2 separate regions of the Homo sapiens genome follow, and region 2 is linked to region 1. Evidence: read pairs that join two places in POLR2A ChIA-PET (ENCODE). Cell type or tissue: PC-9. All regions are shown on one strand. Region 1 overlaps MGAM (maltase-glucoamylase). Region 2 holds the start of CLEC5A (C-type lectin domain containing 5A).

Evidence for each region. ChIA-PET counts read pairs that join two places held together with the same protein. Peaks named below come from ENCODE experiments on the same cell type or tissue, not always from the same donor. Only the 100,000 strongest peaks of a DNase experiment are listed, where the experiment ranks them.
Region 2: POLR2A ChIA-PET joins it to region 1 with 5 read pairs; 2 of 35 experiments call an interaction of 5 or more read pairs at or near these places.

The regions. Positions count from the first base shown.
Region 1 is chr7:142,023,214-142,028,213 of GRCh38, forward strand. MGAM (maltase-glucoamylase) reads left to right here. Exons shown (of 71, transcript NM_001365693.1): 8 at 1,837-1,936; 9 at 3,902-4,014; 10 at 4,397-4,522. Among named protein-coding and RNA genes, the nearest start is that of MGAM, 30 kb to the left of the region's middle. In PC-9, no CTCF peak of the experiment used is centred here; DNase peaks (open chromatin) are centred at 1,558 and 2,878; H3K27ac peaks cover 1,054 bases.
Region 2 is chr7:141,944,468-141,949,467 of GRCh38, forward strand. It overlaps CLEC5A (C-type lectin domain containing 5A), which reads right to left and starts at 2,507. Exons shown (of 7, transcript NM_013252.3): 1 at 2,340-2,507; 2 at 1,747-1,845; 3 at 874-933. The coding sequence starts at 1,825. RefSeq lists an enhancer at 989-2,188. In PC-9, no CTCF peak of the experiment used is centred here; no DNase peak of the experiment used is centred here.

The DNA of each region.
Region 1 (5,000 bases):
CCATGCCTGGCCAAATTTTTGTATTTTTTTTGTAGAGACTGTGTTTCGCCATGTTGTTCAGGCTGATCTCAAACTCCTGGACTCAAGCAATCCTCTGGCCTTGGTCTCCCGTAAGTGCTGGGATTACAAATGTGAGCCACTGTGCCCAGCTGGGCTTTCTTGACTAAGCAGAATTAATGGATGGAAGAAAGGAGATTACAGCAATAATTTATTAGTCATATATATATATATATACACACACACACACATACATGTTTGTGTATATATATCTATTTAGCCATAGAGTCTAGAAAATATAATAATTTCTTGTTAGAAAAAACCAAGGCCCAGCGAAGCCAAATTAATAGCTCAAGGCAAAAGGGTTTGTAAGAACAAGAATGGCCTGAACCCGGGAGGTGGACCTTGCAATGAGCCGAGATCGCGCCACTGCACTCCAGCCTGGGTGACAGAGCGAGACTCTGTCTCAAAAAAAAAGAGGTTGTAAGAACAGAGGAAGAATCTAATCCCTACTCTGTGTAATTTTTAAGCCCAGGCTCTGTACTGTACATATGCCTATCAGAAAAGCAGAAAAGCTGTTAAGTCAGAGCAGCTTACCTAGGAATAGTTGGTGACAGTTGTTTCATTAAGGAGCCTCAGATCCTTGCTTCTCAAAGTGTGTATGTGGCAGGGGAACCACCCTCTGAGAGAGGTGGGCTTTCAGTCCCTTCTTCCATCTATTGAATTAAAATCTGCATTTAGGGCTGGGAGCAGTGGCTCACGTCTGTAATCCCAACAGTTTGGGAGGCCAAGGCGTGTGGATCATTTGAGGTCAGGAGTTCAAGATCAACCTGGTGAAACCCTGTCTCTACTAAAAATACAAAAAATTAGCTGGGCATGGTGGTGGCGGGTGCCTGTAGTCCCAGCTACTTGGGAGGCTGAGGCAGGAGAATGGCATGAACCCAGGAGGCAGAGCTTGCAGTGAACCGAGATTGAGCCGCTGCACTCCAGCCTGGGTGACAGAGTGAGACTCCATCTCAAAAAAATAAAATAAAATAAAAACCGAAACAAAAATTAGCCAGGCGGTAGTGGCACACGCCTGTAATCCTAGCTACTCAGGAGGCTGAGGCAGGAGAATTGCTTGAGCCTGGGAGGTGGAGGTTACCGTGAGCCAAGATCACACTACTGCACTCCAGTCTGGGCGACAGAGTGAGACCCTGTCTGGAAAAAAAAAAAAAAAAATCTGCATTTAACTAAAATGCCCATGTAGTTTGCAGATACACCAAATTTTGAGAAACACTTTTCCAGAGCAATAGTTATCAAATGTGACTACATGTTGAAGTTACCTGGGGAAGTTAAAAAATAACAGCCATGTCTGCTTCTACCTCTAGGGATTCTGTTTTAATTGGTCTGGGGTGCAGTCTAGGTTGAGAACTCCTGTTCTGGAGTCTCAAAGACAAGCCTAGACTAGAGCTCCATCTAGTTACCTGATTCATATTAAAGCATATTGATGGAGCTTTTGCTGATGAGGTTAAGTCAGGTTAAGACAGGCCTCTTTGAGAGGGCAGTTTTTCTGAATTACATTTTAAAAATTCCTATCCTCTTACCTTCTAAAAAATATCACAGCCTTCACATTCCTTCTAGATGAATGATAATAGCTGGCTCATTCTGTAAGAAAACATGAGTTCACTTGGTTAACATCAACTAGATATAGACCCCATCTTTTAAAAATGTGTCTTTATGACCCTGAATGTCCTGTCAATTAGTTGCATGATTAAGACTGATTTCCTAAACCAACCCCACAGTGTGATGCTGAGACTTCTTAGTTGTAAATTTTGGTTTTTAATTCTCTTTCTGCAGAACGGAACTAATTTGTATGGTGCGCAGACATTCTTCTTGTGCCTTGAAGATGCTAGTGGATTGTCCTTTGGGGTGTTTCTGATGAACAGCAATGCCATGGGTAAAGGAATATTCATGGAAAAAACAAGCACAAGAGTGATTTTCAGTCCCTTTCTTACAGCACTATGATAAAAGGAATGGATCCCTTTAAGAGTGACTGAGCCATAGTGTAGGGAGGGCCTTATAGATTCTCTAATTGTGCTATCCCTACTTCATTACCTATTGATCCATGGTAGCCATGAGTAGGGGATTTTCTCCAACTTATGATTTTCCTGAATCTGGTGGCCTCTGTTGGAATATTTTCTATTATCAAGTTAAGGAGCTCACCCTTCCCTATAATTTACTCTGAGATAGTTTCCACCAATGTGTTCTTCTCCGTCTTCAGCCCTGTAGTCAGTAGATCCCAGTGGCAATGAATTGCCATAGGGGAAGAGAAGATGTATCAGAATCTCCCAGGATTGATGGTGGGCATAGGGTATTGATCCATACCTTTTCTTAATTGAGAGTCATCGATTCAATCAGTGCTCCTCAAAGTGTGGTCCCTGAATGGGTCACAGACTGTTTCAGGTCTATAGTAAGATGAGTATAGAAATGGCGAGTAAGCAATGCTGTAGCCTCCACACGCACACATGAACCTTTTTCTAGTAATTAATTTTCATATTATTTTATGAAAATATCAGCTTGCAGTGAAATGGAAATTAAACAAAATAAAGATCTGATTCTCCACCACAGATATCCGAGAAGCACTCTAAATGATCTAACATGATTCTAGGACATCTAAGAGATGAATCTAAGACGATTCTAATAGAATCTTAGATGGTCCTAAGGTACTTAAAATACCAAATAACCTAAGAATAGACTGAGATAATATAATAGAAAGACTGTACAGTTTTAGATAGGTGAAAGGAACCAGAAAATAAGATGAGTCAGACTTAGTGGGAAAGGCCACAAGATCCTAGATACTCTGTATGAGTTGTTCCTATGACCAAAGAGTACATTGCAATATTTCTTGAGGCATTTTATTCCTAGATACGAATCAAGGTAATGACACAACTTTTAAGAATGGTGATTGGCACATAGAAGGGTTTTGAATTTATGATACAATTTCTGACTTTTTTTTTTTAGTTTGGCTTTTGTTTGAGGTGAGATTCACTGAGGTTAGTTACCTCCATGTCTAGTTGAATTATATTCTCACAATAATGACGGGGTATGTGGTGGGACATGTTCTGTGGTTATGAAAGTCAGAGAGGAGAAACTTTTCCTCTAACCTCTTAGGGTTAATTCTTGGGAGGCTGCAAATTAAACTGGCAAAAAGGTAGATTAGCAATAGAAAAGACAGAATTTATTTACACATACAATGCACATACACACAGCAATTCTCAGTGATGAGTAACTCAAAGCAGAGATTAGAACTTGGGGCTTCTATACCATCTTAATTAATAGGTGAAAGGGAATGGGGAAAGACACTTAGGAGAGAACAAATGACATTTTGGAAAGATAAATGGGCCCTTAGGAGAGTAGGTGGGAGGATGTGATAGTCTTGTAACACTGTTTATCTGGGAATGGTGCCTGTTGTCTCAGAGAAGACTAGAGGTACTCCTTGGAGCAGATTTATGACAATTGCTTTTTATTGAGTTCTTTTGGGAGGCTCTGATTTTAGCACATCAGGGATTTCAGTAACTTAAATGCCTTTGGTCCAAAATAATTTTTTTATGTCACAGTGGCTTATTCTGGACCCCTTCATAAGCCTGGCTGCTTTTTCCCCAGAACCTGGGGCCTGGCACAAGACACTAAGACACTCCAGTCAGTATTATTAAAATCTGTCACAGAAAAAATGCCTTGGCTGCCATGTGCTGTGAGGGTGGACTTGGATGGTCAGGGTTTTCACTTGGTATTCAAAATGTGAGGCACTAGGGTCACCTTGTTAATGTTCACATGGTTAGTGATCCTGTGTTATTTTAAAACTTGTAGTTACTATTCAAGAATCAATTCTGATTTTTATTTTCTTCATTTTTAACCTTTCAAGAGGTTGTCCTTCAGCCTGCGCCAGCCATCACTTACCGCACCATTGGGGGCATTCTCGACTTCTATGTGTTCTTGGGAAACACTCCAGAGCAAGTTGTTCAAGAATATCTAGAGGTAAACTTAGGATGTCAAGATTATGACTCAGGAAATCCTAAACAGCAAATATTTTAAAAAAGTAAAATTCATGTGCAAGTGTGACCCACAAAATCTGCTGTTACAAATTTGAGATATTAAAGAACAGATTTCATATATGCAATGGAAACTTGCTGTATAGCATTTTTATGTTATAAGAAGGTGAGAGAATATAAAGGTGCCCCAAACATGGCCCTACCCTCAAACATTTATGAAGGGGCTGGAAAAATAGACTAACATTCTAACATTAATGAATCAGTGCATTGGGAAATGGACTATGTTTGGTGCTCTGAAAGCAATGCTTCGAAAAATTTTTATTAAAAACAGAGTATTTGCTAATTTTCACTTCACATATTTCTTTCAGCTCATTGGGCGGCCAGCCCTTCCCTCCTACTGGGCGCTTGGATTTCACCTCAGTCGTTACGAATATGGAACCTTAGACAACATGAGGGAAGTCGTGGAGAGAAATCGCGCAGCACAGCTCCCTTATGTAAGCAAGGTTTTCAACAGTTCTCCAAAAGTAAAGAAATTCCCTTGAAGAAAAAGAAAAACTGTTTATATTTTCTCTCCCTGAGTTTAATTGATTTATTTATTTGGTAATGAAAGGAGTTTTAGATATTCAGAATACTAGACATTTTTTTTTTTGTTGGACCAGTAATTTTTTCAAGGAACCATTGTTCTTTATAGTATGAAATAGATTGGGAGACCATAATTATGTGTTGGGAGGCAATCTGTTTTTGTCTCTATTTTTCTTATTATGTATTTTATTAGTAAACTTTTTTTGTGCTTACTGTATTGACTACATTTTACAGGTGTTTTTATTTGAGTTTTCAAGGCATTTGTCTCTTTAGCTTGAATTGTAGCATTTTAATGCTTCTCAGTATGGATTTTCTTGCCTTACACATGTTCTTGGTTTGCTTTGACTCAAAAGTGTCATGGCAGGGACTTACCATAAAAGTTGTATCATA
Region 2 (5,000 bases), 79 kb before region 1:
GAAGCTAATTGGAACAAAATTTCAGGGCCAAGGGGATATTATCAGACAAGGAAGCAGGTGAACTTTAGGGAGATTTTCTATAAGCAGGGAAGGGTCCATTCATTTCTAGAAATCCATATAGGGGCCTCATTTCCCTGGGAACACTGGCTGTCTGAGCAGGCAGCCGCAGTGGCTTCAGAGGCTGGTCAAACATCTAATTGGGCTGCCAGTTATTTGTCCATTGTGGTTGAAGACCACTTTACTCTGACATCAAATTAGTTACTTACATTTATCTTAATGAAACAAATTGGCATTCACTTTTTATTTCAGTACCCCGTTTATAGACTCTAAGATGTAATAGCCTGGTTTTCATCAGAAACTACTTTGAGATTATAACTTAAGGACTCAATACATATTTTATGAGTATTTTCTCCATACAGCTCACTGTATTGGGTTGCCTCTGTTGATACTAAGATAAATGAGAAACGGTCTTTCTCCTAACGATGTCAGTAGTAATAGGTGTCTTAAGAGGAAGTGAGAGGATGTTGTTGGGAAAGGCTTCAGAAGGAAGCTGGTTTAATCGGGAGAGGAGAACCATGCCCCACTCATCTCTCTATCTCCCATAGCTACTGGCTATTAAGCACTTTCACATTCTATTACAATGATTAGATATAAATCATCCCCATATCCAGGAGAAAAACTAAGGATCAGAAATTTCCCTCAGTCTGCTCTTGGTTTTCTCATATGTAAAAGAAAGGGAATTAATTAGAAGATCTTTATGGACCCTTTGTACAAAAGAATTTCTTGGGAAAGGAGGCTGTGTGGAAGGTCTCTAGGAATTCAGCATAGAAGTAGCAGGAGGATGGGGAGAAGATTTACCACCATGCAGATTACCTGTTCCATAGCTCCTGGTGGTGGTGAAACCATCGTTACTTTTGTTAAAAATCTGTGGGACTGAAAAGAAAATCAGCTGTTGGCTCAGCCCCAAATGTGACTGCATGATGAATATGACAAACAAGTATCAGCACAGGGGCTGCTAGGGTACTGTGACTATTAGTGGGAAATACTGAACTCTCTGACTCAGTGAAGATGCATAAATGTGGTTTTGTGAATACGTTCCCTTATTCATATTTCTGTCCTGCTGTCTGACATGATAGGAATTGCACCTTCAGATTGCATCATGAGGAAGACACCTCTTAGCTAACTACTGCCTCCCACTCACGTTTCCTTCCTCATTTATTTTCCCTACTGGCTTCTGGGGCTAGAGAAGATTCTAGTTTCTGATTGCAGTAAAATCCTTTCATAGGAGGCTTCTTTAACTAGGCATTTGGATGAATTAATTTATATGTATACAAAGAGAAATTTCTTTCTCAGTTAAATCCTGTTACATTATACTTCAGCTCTTACCATGGCCTTGTCATTGGGTTGAACTGGAGCTGTATTTTAGATTTTGCCAACAATAACAAGCGCTGCCAAGTACTTCAGCTGAGATCACCCAAATAATACTCTACTAGCAAAAGCTTTGCGTGGCGTTCTAACCATCAGAAACTGGTAAGTTCTATATCTCCAAGGTAGACCAAGGAGCCTGGGCCACTGTGTGTGCTGGGGAGTGAGAAAGGCATTGCCAATTGACCTCAGGTTGGGTCAGTTAGTCTCAGGTGGAAAGACTTGGATATGTAACCTTTACACACAACCATGCATTCTGAGAGAAGAGTCAATGAGCAAGACAACATGAAGTCTGGGGCAAGAGGTTGCTCAAATACTCACAATAAAGTAGAAATAAGGTCATTCCAACAACTTTAAGCACTACCACAATAAGCCCAGAGATGATCATGTGCCAGTTCATGATGAAGGAGCTGCAGGGGCCTGTGAAGATTAGAGCACAGCAGCATCAGAATTCGGGTACAAGGCTGCTTTTCACTAGGACATATCCCAGCCTCTCGCTCAGAGTACCCAAAGCAAGGCAGGCTTGGAAGACAGGCATGACATTGACAGGTACCAGGAGGTGACCCAGCGTGGGCCGCGAACACAGAAAGAATCATGTATTGATTGGAGCCTTGGAACTTGGCATACTGCCTCTCCTTCACTCATTCCCTACTCCAGGCCTCAGCCTTGCCCTATTTGTGGCCTCCTAAATTCTGTCTAATAATTAAACCCTCTCCTGTATTTTGAGAACCCTTATCCTTGAAATGACCCTTGTTCCCAAGGACCTTAGTCTGTAGCCTTCACCATACTGACTTAAGTTGTCAGAAGCCTCAGTCTTCCAAATACCAGGGGTAGGTGACAGACAGGACAGGCATCCCTGAAGGTCTTGGCATTGGTCAACAGTCCATGCAGCCAAGACAGACAGACAGACTCACCTCTTTCTCCCTGGAAGGCTAGGCTTGCTTGCAGATGGGGGTCTTCCTGGTGGCCTAATGCTTGGTGTGGCAGGCAGGGGCCCCGTCTCCTGAGAATATGCTCCTTTTGCCCAAGCAACGTTCTTCCTTCTTCACAGTCTCTGCCTTGGTAGCATCCCCAAGAAATACCTCTTCCTGTTCAGTGGGGTTCTTGGCAAAGGGAGCAGGCGGGGCAAAGAAGGGAAGAGACTCTCTAGCCCTAGTGGTGGCAAGAGCAGACTTCCTGCCAGGAGAGTTCTAATGCAGAGGAACATTTTAAGGACAATTTGGAAAACAAAATACCTCAACACAGATTCACCCTTCCTCTGTGTCTAAATCTCCTTGAAATACAGTGGGAAGAGAAATGTAGTAAAATTTTAACAAACATTGAATCTGGATAAAAGGTAGCTGGAAGTTATTTGTACTTTCCTTACAACATTTCTGCAAGTCTGAAATTATGTCAAGTTAAAAATGTTAAGAAATCCAGTTGAAGACACTAATATGAATGAGCAGGTTCTTGCTGTTCCATTTGCTCCATTTGCTGGAGCTCTGCTCATTCCCCTTTATCATGGACTCCTCTCTGGCACCACCTGCTCACCTTCCAGACCTCATGGTGGCTCTTCAGTGTTTCTTGAACATGGCACTCTGCTGGATACAGCAGTGGGCTGGGGTGAACAATACTCAAGTCCTATTGTCAAGGAGTTTTTAATTTCGTGTTAAATTTGAAAATTTGCTTTTATTTTCCCTACTATGAAAACTACTGTGCTCATGACAAAAAAATGGCTGGAAAATATTAACAAGGAAAATTGAGAAAACAAAACCATTTATAACCTTGTACATTTAGTTATAGTCATTGCTAGCACCTCAGGGTGTATCCTTTCGAGATGAGTAGGTAGATAGAAAGATAGATGGATAGATAGATAGATAGACAGAAAAACACTGGTTCACAAAGAACAATGGGAACATATTGTACATATTGTTTTGCAATCTATCTGCTCAAGATTAAGCTAACACTATGTTATATATATCTTTTCATGTCAAAATATAGATTTTGATAATGTATTATTTAATATGTGCATAGCATTCAGGTGTAAAACTATATGATTTATTTATTCAGGTGTAAAAGTATATTATTTCTTTAACAATTGCATAACCACAAATCTTCTAGTAAAGTGTGGTGGACAAGAACAAAGTTTTAAAAATCAGTCCTGCTTTTGATTCCTGGAGCTGACCTTCACTAGCTGAACATCCTTGATTAAGTTACTGAGTCTCTTTACCTTCCATTTCTTTATCTATAAATAGGAGTAATTATAGTAAATACCACATAGGATTGTTCCGAGAAATGAGCAAGATAATGCTTGTAATTTCAATAGCGTGATACTCAGCATCTTAAACATAAATCCTTAGTATTCTAACTATTTTCTAAAACTCTTCTAACTATCTTCCCAATGCACAGTGAACAGCTAAGTGCATGCATCCTTTTACATGTCCTTAATAACTTTCTTGGGCTAAGTTATCAGAAATATAAATGCTGGATCAAAAGACATGTACATTTGGAGGGCTTTGGAACATTAAAGTTGTGTTTTGTTCTACTTGGATAGTCCTCTGTGTTTTTGAAAAATCTCATTGAACCTGATTTATCTGGTCACAAGGTAATTACTTCTAGACCCTAGATTGCTGTCCAGAAGGATCCATATATTTATTGGACAATAAATATGGCCAATTATGCCAGCTATGTTAGGAAGTATGGGAATCAGGAGACTTGGTTATTATTATTTAGAAAGTTTTTAACAGAGACTTTCTGAATAACTTAATAAAATCTATACACTTGGATAGCAAGTGAATCTTTTATAACAAAGAGGTATAAGAGATCTTTCAAATATCATCAAAAGAGAAGAAAATGTCATAGTATAAAAGGATGTCCACAGAAGTTTTGGGGGTAGTACTCTGACTGATGCATTGTGGGACACCTCTGCTCTGCTAGAAAATCTAAAGAAAAATCTAAATTCTTGTTCAAGGCTTCGCACTGCAATGCTTCTCTTAAACTCGACATTATCAGAAACCTTGCTAAAAAAAAGCCAATATCTGCAATGGCAAATGCAACTGAGGGGTTACTAGAGATGAAGTCAATAGCATTGGGGGCCCATGCCCATTGCTTTGGGAAAATAATAAGAAAGGGGCTTCTAGTCACACAATTGTAAGGAAATACCCACACATTGTTTTTTGGGGAAAAAACCATGAGATCACTAATTTTTAATCAGTTATTGCAGACTGGGATAACAAATTCTCTGCTTAGTGAGTCAAATTAGATTTTTTTCACTAGGCTGAGTCCTAAAAATAAAGAAAAAAGTTTTATTGAAGAGTAAAACTGAAATTTAACTTTGGCAATCTTCATGTGACATCAAGTTGGAAATGCTAAGTCTTTAGGGACTGTATTATGCAATATTATAATTGCCTGAGCAGACAACGGAGTCACCTCTACATTGTAATTACCAAAGAGTTAAGAAGACCATGCCCACAATTGTAGGTAATTTGGAAGGGACACAGTGTATGGCTAAACAAGACTTCTGGGTTATCGTGTGTGTTTTGTGGGGGAAAATGGCAGTGTGCAGTGTGTGTGTGTGTGTGTGTGTGTGTGTGTGT